Regions from separate parts of the Homo sapiens genome. Here region 1 is linked to region 2. A link is a contact called in ENCODE Hi-C or POLR2A ChIA-PET data. All regions are on one chromosome and are shown on one strand. The core of a region is the stretch at or near the end of the contact, and the rest is flanking DNA. Distances in the headings are between cores, read along the strand shown. Region 1 has its middle 36 kb from the start of SLC46A3. Region 2 overlaps FLT1 (fms related receptor tyrosine kinase 1).

Evidence for each region. Hi-C counts contacts between places; a loop is a spot of excess contacts on that map. ChIA-PET counts read pairs that join two places held with the same protein, here RNA polymerase II (POLR2A). Pooled maps may share reads with other maps.
Region 1: a map of heart right ventricle shows a loop between it and region 2 (5-fold over the local background). The contact joins two enhancer-like sites. A Hi-C loop is called at or near these places in 1 of 168 maps with a recorded cell type or tissue (heart right ventricle) and 4 of 50 pooled maps. POLR2A ChIA-PET finds 5 or more read pairs at or near these places in 1 of 52 experiments (BJ).

Annotation. Positions count from the first base shown.
Region 1 is chr13:28,751,568-28,758,047 of GRCh38, reverse strand. No RefSeq gene overlaps it. Among named protein-coding and RNA genes, the nearest start is that of SLC46A3, 36 kb to the right of the region's middle. RefSeq lists an enhancer at 3,959-4,704. Within about 2 kb of position 2,632, at least 13 of the 41 ENCODE cell types and tissues checked have a DNase peak (open chromatin) inside an H3K27ac peak, as active enhancers do; they include heart right ventricle, where a contact is called at or near this core.
Region 2 is chr13:28,322,348-28,328,470 of GRCh38, reverse strand. FLT1 (fms related receptor tyrosine kinase 1) reads left to right here. Exons shown (of 30, transcript NM_002019.4): 20 at 921-1,009; 21 at 5,525-5,681; 22 at 6,112-6,123. Among named protein-coding and RNA genes, the nearest start is that of FLT1, 170 kb to the left of the region's middle. RefSeq lists enhancers at 1-378, 5,043-6,123. Within about 2 kb of position 4,095, at least 4 of the 41 ENCODE cell types and tissues checked have a DNase peak (open chromatin) inside an H3K27ac peak, as active enhancers do; they include heart right ventricle, where a contact is called at or near this core.

The sequences.
Region 1 (6,480 bases), core at 1,383-3,882, 430 kb before region 2:
ATCTTAGACATGACACCAAAGCACAGGTAACAAAAGCAAAAATAGACAAATGGGACTACATCAAACTTTAATACTTCTGCACAGCAAGGGAATAATTGACAGCATGAAAAGGCAACTTACAGAATGGAAAAAAAAATTTTCAAACCATGTATCTGATGAAGGATTAATATCCAGAATATATAAAGAAGCCCTAAGTTCAATAATAACAACAAAAAGCAAATAACCTGATGTAAAATGAGCAAGAGACTTGAATAGACATTTCTCCAAAGAAGAACTACAAATGGCCCACAAGCACATGAAAATATACTTAACATCCTAATTGTTAGGGAAATGCAAATCAAAATTACATTAAGTTATTACCTTATGCCTATTAGAATAGCCACTATCAGGAAAACAGAAAGCAACAGATGTTGGTGAGGACTTGGAGAAATTCGAGCCCTTGTGGACTGTTAGTAGGCATGTAAAATGGTGTAGTCACTATGGAAAACGATATCAAGTTTTCCTAAAAAATTAAAAATAGAATTACCATATGATCCAACAATTCCACTACTGGGTATATCTCCAAAAGAACTGAAAACAGGATCTCAAAGAAATAGTTTCACACTCTTATTCATTGCAGCATTATTCATAATAGCCAAGATACAGAAGTAACCTGAATGTCTATAAATGAACAAACAGATAAGGAAAATGTTGTACATACCTACAAAGGAGTATTATTGAGCCTCAAAAAAGGAAATCATGTTATATGCTACAACATGGATGAAACTTGTCGGGATGTTATGGTAAGAGAAATAAGCCAGTCAAGAAAAGACAAATGCTGCATGATTCTCCTTATATGTGTATCTAAAGTAGTCAAACTCTTAGAAATTAAAAATAGAATGGTGGTTGCCAGATGCTGGTGTGAGGGGGAAAAGCATTGTTGTTTAGTGGGTGTAGAGTTTTAGAGTTGTAAGATTAAAAACATTTCAGAAGTCTGTTGCACAACAGGGTGCATGTAGTTAACACTGCTGTACTGTACACTTAAATGGTTGGGATGGTATCTTTCATGTTATATGTTTTTAAAAATAGTAACCAAAAAATCAGTGAGAGTAGAGGAGAGAAGGAAGGGAGGAATGAATAGGTGGAACACAGGTGTAGGGGAAGAAAAATATCTTTCTCTACCCATCCTAGGTTCATGGCTGAGGCCCCTGTAACAAAAGACAGATTAACAAGAGAAAAGCATATAAATGTATTTAAGTTTTATATGAAGACTTTACATGAAGACCCCACAGAAATTGTTAAACTTGGTTATTCTTTTTTTTTTTTTTTTGGAGGCACGTTCTCACTCTATCACCCAGGCTGGAGTGCAGTGACGTGATCATGGTTCACTGCAGCTTCAATCTCATGAGCTCAAGCAATCCTCCCACCTCAGCCTCCCAAGAAACTGAGACCACAGGTGTGCACCACCGTGCCCAGATAATTTTTTAATTTTTTTGTAGAGACAAGGTCTCTATGTTATGTTGCTCAGGCTGGTGTGGAACTCCCAGGCTCATTCTCCTCTCTCCAGCCTCCTCTTTCCTCTGCTGCTGTTAAAACCATAATAGCCTTGACCTTTGGTTAGCGCATCCAAGTTTGATGAAGCACTGTCCCATTCATCATCTCCTTTGGATTTTGATCTTCAACCTTTGTGAGATAGTCATCCTTCCCACTTTTCTACAGGAAAATGAGGCGCTGTGAGGCAGGAATCTGCCCAGGTGCATAAAGGTGCACCTTTCTCATGTCTCTTTTCAAGATCTTTCCAATCTCCAATAGACTAATTTATAATGAGGTTTACCTGATGGCTAGTTCCGTCACATGTTCCCTCCAAGAAAGATTCACTTTATAAAGTGGAATTAAAAAAAAAAAAAGCAACATTTGTATCTAAGAAGTGATTCCCTAATCTTGAGACTCTTTTTTTTTTTTTTTTTTTTTTGAGACAGAGTCTCGCTGGGTCGCCCAGGCTGGTGTGCAATGGTGCAGTCTCAGCTCACTGCAACTTCTGCCTCCCGGGTTCAAGCAAATCTCCTGCTTCAGCCTCCCAAGTAGCTGGGATTGCGCCTCTACACCAGCTAATTTTCTTTTGTATTTTTAGTAGAGTCAGGGTTTTGCCATGTTGGCCAGCCTGGTCGTCTTGAGACTCTTATGTGCCATCATGGTTTGTGCCTCCCAAGGAGAATAACTACAAGGAGAAATAGAAAATAGCATAATTTTTCAAGTAAAGTGGAATGGGTATGCATTTTGGAAATTTTAATAAATAAATATAAATATTTACATTTACAAGTGACCCCAGCATCCACTGTGTGCCTTTTGCCCCAGTAACATCTGGACACACCACGTGTTCCCCTCTGCATGACATAATATATGCGTCAAGATTGGATACGTACAAGAGTTTTAGCGGAATTGACGAGGATTTCATAACCTTGCTCCTTTAATAGCCACAAACCATTTAGTAGGACAACTAAAAGCCCAATTAAAGTAAACCACAAAGAGTTAAAAGGAAAAAGCCTAGAGTCCAAACCCGGCCAGCTGAGTCTTTGAAGTACTTTTACAAGGCTCTGGCCAGATGGGGGAGTGCTTTAAACGGAGGAAACAGGAAGTACCTAGATTAAAAGTTTGTTTTGTTTCTTAGGAGGGGGTGCTCTTTCTAGAAGTGCTCTTCCAGGAAACCTGCCCTTTCCCACCTAGATATTGAGGTTTCCTGAGAAAAAAATAAATAGCTTCTCCTTAGCACAGTGTAGAGGATCAGTTAGGCAGTAAAAAGCCCAGAAATGGAGCCGGCTCTGCTCGATGTTATCAGCGCAAAGGAAGGGGAGGAGGACTTTGAAGCAAGGGCCTGAGGAGAGGAGGCGGCAGGAAGAAGAGGCGGAGTGCAGGCGGCCATCCGAAGACCTCAGGCCACTGCAGCAGCAGAGGGCAGAAATGGCACGCAGGAGCCAGGGCGTTTGTTCCTGCGGCTGAGCTTCAGGGCTGGGCTCCGTTCCCCCGGGGAACAGCATCACTGCAGAAGATGGCCGGCTGGCTCTGGGATGCGGGGGCATCCAGTTAAGGCACCGAACACCGCAGAACAGAGACCCAGAAATAAAACCCTTCTCAAACCGTCCCGTTTTGCTCAGGGCTCCACAGGAAGAACCTACCGTTGGCTAGAATGGCCTGATCCTCGTGGACCACACTGCCCACTGGTGGAGGCGTACTCGAAGCACCATCCACGGGGGCAGTTCGGAGCCGTGGGCCTGAGGAACCGGGTAGTCTATCTCGAATGGACGTGCAGAGTTGTGGCTTCCTGAACACGTACACTCTATCTTCCCAAATATCAGACTGCTTATCAAAATACGCTAGCTGCCGCTGTATCTCAATGCATCCTTCTTAAAGTTACTTTCTCCCACGCCATCATGTCCAACTTCCCATGGCCTTTAGCCGGCTCCACCCTTTCCCTGGCATGTCTTTCTTCTTTCATATTTTACACAGAGGCTCCTGGGTAGATTACATACCCAGCTTCATCTTTGCCCTTAGATGCCCAGCACGCTGCTTCTATTCCTAATCCCAGTGAACCCAGCTGCCCTGTGTTTCCCCTTTCTCCTGAGCTCCCTTCTAAGGAGTCCGGCGACTGTCAGAGGCCATGTGATGTAGTCACTGTTACAGAAAAAAATGACCCAGTGATACTTGTTAAAGCATGGTGTGGCCAACTTTCTTCAGGACCATCGCTATAGGTATAGGGACCACCAAGCAATTAGATTTTGCAGTGGGAGACAGAAATTGGGCTCAACTCTGAATACAGCATGAGCAAGTAGGAATGTATAGCCAAGGAGCAGGGTGGGGGTCGGTGGAGGGAAAATCACTAAGAGGGAACTTCAGGACTGAGAAAGACTTTAGCTAAACCAACAACAGGATTCTTGTTGAAGACAGGCCAGGAAACCAGACATCGCCTGGGGGCTGGTGGAGGGAGAAGAACCCAATCAGACATGAAGGTGATCAGATATTGTAGGTGGGGGATTCTTGCTTAACTGACTTAGCAGGGTTCTTTGCTAAAACTAGATTTTACAAGGAAGTGCATAGAAGGCCCTAGGAGAAGATTCCAGAGCCTGACTAAAGTTTGCCCAAGCAAATAATTTTTGCTGCAAACCGCCAGGCTTTCTTAGTAATCTTTATATTATTTGTCAAAAGCTTCAAAAAATTATTTCAACCAAGCGAGCCATTGCTAGTAACTGCTAAGGAGCTCTCTGCCCTGTCACCCGCCTTGCTTGTGGGTGGCAAGAGGTCCACATGGCCCACTGGTTCTACACTGTTTCTGCCAGCATGTGGCTGGCTTATAAACTACAGGCATGTGAGTACGCCAGGCAGTGACTCAGCACTTCCCTAACTGTAAAAGCCCAGAGGGAATATGCATTCCAATGTAGGAATGTCTGTGTCAATATCTGTAACATTCAGCATTTCTTTCTTTCGTCTTTCCTTTCCTTCTTTCCTTCCTCTTTCCTTCTTTCTTTCTCTTTCTTTCTTTCCTTTCTTTCCTTTCTTTTTCTCTCTTTCTTCCTTTTTTTCTCTTTCTTCCTTTTTCTTTTTTCTTTCTTTTTTTAGATAGGGTCTCTCTCTCTCTCTGGCCATCAATATTTTCTTTCTTTCTTTCCTTCTTTCCTTCTTTCTTTCTTTCTCTCTTTCTTTCTCTTTCTTTCTTTTCCTTCCTTCCTTCCTTCCTCCCTCCCTTCCTCCCTTCCTTCCTTCCTCCCTTCCTTCCTTTCTCTTTTTCTTTTTTCTTTCTTTTTTCAGATAGGGTCTCTCTCTCTCTGTGGCCCAGGGGCTGGAGTGCAGTGGCACCATCGTCACTCACTGAAGTCTCAAACTCCTGGACTCAAGCAATCCTCTGGCCTGAGCCTCCCAAGTAGCTGGAAACTACAGGTGTGCACCAACACACCCAGCTAACTTAAAAAAAATTTTTTTTTGGCCAGGTGTGGTGGCTCACGCCTGTAATCTTAGAACTTTGGGAGGCCAAGGTGGGTGGGTCACCTGAGGTCAGGAGTTCGAGACCAGCCTGACCAACATGGTGAAACCCCATCTCTACTAAAAATACAAAAAATTAGCTGGGCGTGGTGGCGGGCACCTGTAATGCCAGCTGCTAGGGAAGCTGGGGCAGGAGAATTGCTTGAACCGAGGAGGCAGAGGTTGCAGTGAGCTGAGATCGCACTATCGTACTCCAGCTTGGGTGACAGAGCGAGACTCCGTCTCAAAAAGAAGAAAAACAAATTTTAAAGATGGGGTCTTGCCCTGTTGTCTAGGCTTAGCATTATTTCTGAAGAAATATAGTGCTCATACTTTGAGAGAAGCACAATTAGTACTTACCTTGAACCAACAAATATGATTAAATGTTATAATAATTAAGAGATAAATAGAAATGCTGATTTCCTCATAATAAATAAATGTCCACATACTTTTTTTCAGAGACTTTTTCAATACAGGGAACTGAGATGAATGTAGAGTTTCTTGGAGGGTGAAAGAACAGTTAATAATGTCTGTTGAATTCTGAAACATTTGGCGATTTCACAAAAGAGACTTTGTAGTGTCCTTGTGATAACTGTAAAATAAAGTAGGAAACAAACCTGAATAAATATATAGAAGAGAAAAACAAGTTACGGTAGGCTAAATATAAGATACAAGGTAATTCCTTTAAACTTTCAGTACAAAATATACCTCAGAACAAATAGAATGTACTGAGAACAGCCAAACAATCCTCATTTTAGATGTCAGAGCCATAGGATTTCTGGCACCCGGTCAGAATGCGCAGGAAAATGTTAGCATCTGAGAGATGGGTTATAAAGTGTTTGCAAGAACTAATGGAAGTCTCAAATTTATTTTGTCCCCGAAGAAGTTTGTTTTTTAGAGAATTTCTGGAAAATGACGTTAGGTCATTAGAAAAATAATAATTCCTGGGCGTTGCCCTGTTGACAGCCAACATAAATGCTGCATCTCCCTGGATCAAAGAAACTAGCCCTTCAAAGAAAAACTGGACAACATCAAGAATTAAATATTTCAAACTATGAGAGGAATACTTCCAAAAGAAGAGGAAAGTATAGGGTGTTTGGAAAGGAGGTGGCAGATTTCTTTAAATGCAGAGAATTTTTTAAATCATAATAATAAAATACCTGGTATCAACGGAGCATTTTGTATGTGCCAACACTATTTGCTAAGAGCTTTACACATGCAATTTCATTTTAGCCTCACAAAACTCCTCTGAAGGAAGTACTGGTATTGTCCCCATTGCCAGATGAGGAAACAGAAGCATAGAGAGGACATTTCCTTGCCTGAGGCCACAGATGTGGTCAGACAACATGGCCTGTACCGTCGGCTCTGCTCTGATGCCTTCTTTCTGGCCTATGCAGGGTACAATGCTTTTAACACTTGCAATGTCCCAAGCACCTTTCAAAGGACTTTACAGGTACTAACTCATTTAATGCACACAGCAATAGCCAATGA
Region 2 (6,123 bases), core at 2,846-5,345:
AAGCAGCTCCGGGGTCACTCCCCTTTGACCCAGAAGTGGTCCTTGCTTTGTGGGCTGCATGCCCAGCCCAGGCATGCAGTGGAAACGCAGGGCAGGAGAGAGGAGGCCTTCAGAGTGCAGCTGGACTTCCTTCCCAACCCTCTTGCTTCCTTCAGACCGGGGTCGGGTTGGCAAACCAAGGTCAGCCTGTGAGCTTAAAATGGTTTGACCTTTTTAAAGTTGGGGGAAAAAATAAAAAATAAAAATAATATTTCATGATATGAAATTGTATGAAATTCCAATCTCTGTGTTCATAGTTTTCTTGGAGCACAGTCATACTTGTTTGGTTGTTTCCAGGCTACAAAGGCAGAATTGAGTAGTAGCTCCTTGATCTGCAAAGCCTAAAATGCTTACTAGCTGGACCTTTACAAGAAGAGTTTGCCGATTCCTACTGTAGATCCTCTGGCAAGCCCCAAGGCAAATCGCGCAGACACTGCTGGCGAGAGACGGCCAGGTAGCCGTCTCTGTCGTGGTAGGGAGGGAGGAGCTGCTTAATAGTTCCAGGACTGGTGTGACAGTAACCAGAAGCCGCTCTACTCGCAAGGGTCTGGTTAAGAGGCAGGGAGGCTGGCTTTTGCCTCTCCCCTCCTCAAACGTATTTCTGTCCTTCTTCCAATCTTTTCTCTCTAATGCTTCTGCACTGCCCCTCACCTCCTTTTTTTTTTTTTTTTTTTTGTATTTCAATTGTATTCTTTAAACCCCTTCTTAGGTTAAACTGAAAAAGTCACCGTATTCATGGGCCTCTCATCCCTAAATCGCATCCCTTCGCCCCACTAATACAAAGGCTGGTTGGTTTGAGGTTTCTCAGGCAGGCTGAAGGCTGGCAAATGGCTGACTGGCTTGGTGTGGCTGAGCATGAGCATGTGCTGTTTTGGCTGCAGGGCCTCTGATGGTGATTGTTGAATACTGCAAATATGGAAATCTCTCCAACTACCTCAAGAGCAAACGTGACTTATTTTTTCTCAACAAGGTAAGGATTTCAAAAGTTGGAGGTTTTTAAAGATAGCAATGAGTTTTCATTTAGTCTGTAACAACATAAAGCAAGAGAAACCTGTATTGTGTTGTTAATGATTAAACTTAAAACTCAATCTCTGCTTCTTCTCCTTTTTTCATGTTTTTTCCCCTGATAATCTGTTACACTCTAGTGTGGATAGCACAGAGAATCATTTGATCCCTGTGTGCGTATGCAGCCATAATTGGAGAGTAAATCTACTAGCCACTTATCTAAATATCTAACAATAACTTTCTCTCTTTCTCCCCCTATATATGTGTGCATGTGTACATACACGCAAACATACATACACAAGTCACTTATTTCTTTAAGGAAGATAATAGTTAATATAATTGTCTCCATTTATTAGGTTAGATTTTGACTAAGGCTAAATCAACTGAGTGACTTGACAATCAGCAGTAGACCAATGATGTGGCCAGGGCCAAAAATCATTATCTTTCTTTTCCACTGCCCTTTCCCCTACTTCCTGACACCCTCACTACCCATGTCATCCCTACATATACTCTGAACCAGCCTTATTAAATAAAAGCTGTGTAGTAAAAGGAACATGTGGACCCAAGACCTAAGGGCAAACAAGGTTTAAAAGAGATTATTGGGCCAGGCACGGTGGCTTACGCCTGTAATCCCAGAACTTTGGGGGCTGAGGCAGGTGGATCTTGTGAGGTCAGGAGTTCGAAACCAGCCTGGCCAGCATGGTGAAAACCCGTCTCTACTAAAAATACAAAAATTAGCCAGGCGTGGTGGCCCGCGCCTGTAATCCCAGCTACTAGGGAGGCTGAGGCAGGAGAATCGCTTGAGCCTGGGAGGCTGAGGTTGCAGTGAGCCGAGATCAAGCCACTACACTCCAGCCTGGGCAACAGAGTGAGACTCCGTCTCAAAAAAAAAAAAAAAAAAAAAAAGAGAGAGAGAGATTATTGAATGGAGGAGAAATAATTTACTAAAACTTTGCCAGTGTGACATATGGCACCAATACTGTGTCCTTCTCTGAGCTGAAGAAGTCCAGGGGACAGTGATTCAACATTATTAACCAGTAATCAGCAACACTGGTGATGAACCCATGTAGTGTGGTGGTTAAACATTGAGACTCTGGAATCAGACTTCCTGGATTCAAATCCTGTCTCTACTTCTCATGAAATCTGGGAATGCAAATTACTCAACCTGTCTGTTTCAGTTCCCTCGTTTATTAAATGAAGCTTATAATAGAATCCAGCTGATGGGATTGTTGAGAGAATAAAAATCTCTCAGTCAAACATTCAATAAATGTTAATCATCACTGTCACCACCACTGTCATCATCATCATCAACATCATTGACCTACTAAGATAGAAAAATTGGGTGAGTCCAACTTCGTACCACTGATCTACATGGTGGATAAAATGTCTGAAATCCAAGAATGATGCCCATCTTTATAATGTGGGCAAGAATCTTCACACACAAATAAGAACCACTGGACAGCTGGCCAATTTTCTCATCCCTCAAACTTTGATCTAATTAAAGACAGAGATGTTCTACCGGACCGGCAATATATGCAAGAACATCATTTTCCCCAGGTTTAAGTCAGGTCCTCTAATAATAAGAACCTTTTTTTTTTTTTTTTTTTTTTGAGACAGAGTTTCTCTCTCTGTCAGTCAGGCTGGAGTGCAGTGGTGTGATCTCAGCTCACTGCAACCTCCGTTTCCTGGGTTCAAGTGATCCTCCTGCCTCTACCCTCCCAAGTAGCTGGGATTACAGGAGCCCGCCACAACGCCCAGCTAATTTTTGAATATTTTGGTAGAGACGGAGTTTCACCATGTTGGCCAGGCTGGTCAAACTCCTGACCTCAGGTGATCCGCCTGCCTCGGCCTCACAAAGTGCTGGGATTACAGGTGTGAGCCACCGTGCCCGGCCTAATAATTAGAATCTTGAAACTGAAAGGGATCTTTGTGATCAGTTGGTTCACACTCGCAGGCTGCAGATGCGTTCAGAGAAGTCAAGTGATTCGCTTAAGGACACACACCTACCATGAGGTGAAGTCAGAAGGTGAAAGAACTCAGCTCTCTTGACTCCTCCTCCACTGCCTTTTCTGTGCACCACACTAAATGAGGTGAAAAAAGCATAAGAAAAAGTGGAAAGTGGTGCCTTGGGCTGAGGGCAGTACAAATTCCCCTTAGTACTGAAATTTTGGACTGGCTTCAGGAAGAGCTAAGCCAGCAGAATACCCTAGGGACCTGGGCAGGATGGAACGTTTGGGTTTGTGCGTCCTTTGTTTTGAAGAGTTTGCTTCCTTCTCTGGCTATATTTAATGATTTGCCTCCCTGTGCAACTTGGTGGAGCTTAGTGTTTTTGTGGAAAATCCATGGCTGTCTTTCATATTTGGAAGATAAAGGTAAAGGAAAGGCAAAACCAAAAGGCTAAATTGAAAATGGAATACTTCATTTTCCAAATAAATTAACTGGGATCCTTAAATATGGTTTGTAATAAATTCACTATATTCTGCCAGAGTCCCAAGAGTTCAGTAAATTACCTTTATTTAACAAAAGTGGTACTGATAAGCAAAGCTGAATATACAATTGATTGGGAGTCAGGAAGGGAGTGAGAGAGCCTGAGTTTTGGTCCTTGGAGACATGCCTAGGCTGTGACTTTTGGGTGCCGTGGGGAAGAAGGCTGTCCAGGGAGAGTTTTCACATGCAGAGCCCTGAGTGAGCCTGTGGAGCATTTTTCTCCCCATGCTATTGCCAGCGCTTTCTCTGATGCCTTCTGTCCCACAAAGGATCTTGTGAAAAATAAAATTCCAGTCCCCAACTGAACAGAATCCAATATAACTGCATTGTGGAAACACAATAACAAATAGTGAAAGTCTTTACCTGCCCTCAGGTGGGTTACCTGCAATGGCAGTGGGTATTCACTCTGAGGCCTGCCTCCCTCTGCAACCCCGGAAGGTCTCTTTTCAGGGGCTGGGAACCTTGGTGCCCTTTTGGCTTTTAGACTAGGTTAGGGCTGTCCCTCCTGAAGCTTTCTCCCAGTGCTCTGCTTGCTCCCACTGTGCCCTCTAGTGGAGGGATCACTCTTGCTTTGTGACATTTCTAGAAAAGCCCAGGAAGGATGGGGTACGCGGGTTAATCCTAGAACTGCCACACCATGCAAATGGATCAAGGGACACCACTGAACTCCAGTCCCTCTCTGCTTCTGCCTCAGTATTGCTGTCTAGCAGAATCTAGGCTACAAACATGGTCTTGTTATAAAGCCACTGAAAGTGCTAGGTTTTAGAGTGTCATAGTTACTAGATGAATTACAAAAGGCAATAAAAATCTTTTCTGGTTTCCCATGAACACCCAGAACTGACAACTCCTTTCCTATGAATCATAAAATAATAGTATAATAGAGCTTTTCAGAAGAGGATAATTAAACTCAGAAAAGTAAGGTGACTTGCCCAAGATCGCATGATTAATGGAAGAGCCAAATGAACCAGGGCTTGGATGTGCAGTCCAGGGTGAAAGGCCATTGCTACCCTTGTTAGGATCAAACTGTATCTTTGTTTAAATGGAAGAGAAAAAAAGCAATGTCCATGTTCCCTCCTTCCCCAAAGAAACCTGAGAAATTGGTAACTATAGCCTTCTCTTATAACTCCTCCTAGGGATTACAGAGTGAAGCACCAAGCACACTGAGGATCCTTTCCTCTCAGTGATGTCATCCTTCACAAGATGGCGTGTGGCATGGAAAAGTGGTTAAGGGCACAGATGTGGGCATCGACCAATCCTGGGTTCAAGCTTTGCTTTTTTTTTTTTTTTTGAGATGGAGTTTTGCTCTCGTTGGCCAGGCTAGAGTGCAATGGCGTGATCTCGGCTCACTGCAACCTCCACCTCCTGGGTTCAAGCAATTCTCCTGCCTCAGCCTCCTGAGTAGCTGGGATTACAGGCATGCACCACCATGCCCGGCTAATTTTGTATTTTCAGTAGAGACGGGGTTTCTCCATATTGGTCAGGCTGATCTCAAACTCCCGACCTCACGTGATTCACCTGGCTCGGCCTCCCAAAGTGCTGGGATTACAGGCGTGAGCCACTGTGCCCGGCCAGCTTTGCTATTTATTAGCTGCATGTGAATTTGATTACTTTACTTCTCTGAACCTGTTTCTCCATGTATAAATAAGAACTACTTCGTAAAATTGTTGGAAACACTAAACAAGAAATGTACCTAAAGCTTTTAATATACCAGCTCACACAGAGTAAGCATTCAGTAAATACCCACCACTCTTAATTTTTTTTTTTTATCTGATCTAAGATGCTGTCTAGAAGCCCAGGCAAGAGCACAATAGACTCTGCAACTCCAGAGGTAGTCAGGCTCCTGGACACCGTAGGGCCCCTGTGCTAGTTCACGATCCATTTTGAGAAGTGAAACGCTCTCATTTCTCATCAGGCGATTGCCAGTTGAGGGACTGGTTTCCCACTGCTGTGCTGGAGCTCCTTTTCACCTGGGTCCTTTTCGGTCTCTTCAAAGGATGCAGCACTACACATGGAGCCTAAGAAAGAAAAAATGGAGCCAGGCCTGGAACAAGGCAAGAAACCAAGACTAGATAGCGTCACCAGCAGCGAAAGCTTTGCGAGCTCCGGCTTTCAGGAAGATAAAAGTCTGAGTGATGTTGAGGAAGAGGAGGGTAGGTATTAATTCCTTCCTGTCCTACGCGCTGAGATATTTTTACAACATACTATGCATCTCTGAAATTTTTTTCTTATTTATCACTCTAATAAACATCCGTGGGAGACTCGAATGGTAATGTCCTGAGGAGATAAGATTTGAATTAAGATAATTTACAGAGTTACTAATTTTGACAGGGAACTGTACCGTTTTCTCCCCTCAGGGATTTTCATCTTAATGGATCATCCCCCTGCCCCCATGCTTGGATAAAGTGGGCTGGAGGCCTGGAAAAATCTCTGGTGTTCATGTTGAAACTCAAATACTCTTAAAAATGAACTCTGATCTACTTGTTGGTTTGTTTTATGTTTTGCTAACATTGTTCCAATAAACTGGGATTTGGTGGGATAACAAGAGCCATTACAAACAGTTACGGTTCTAATGCTTTCCAGATTCTGACGGTT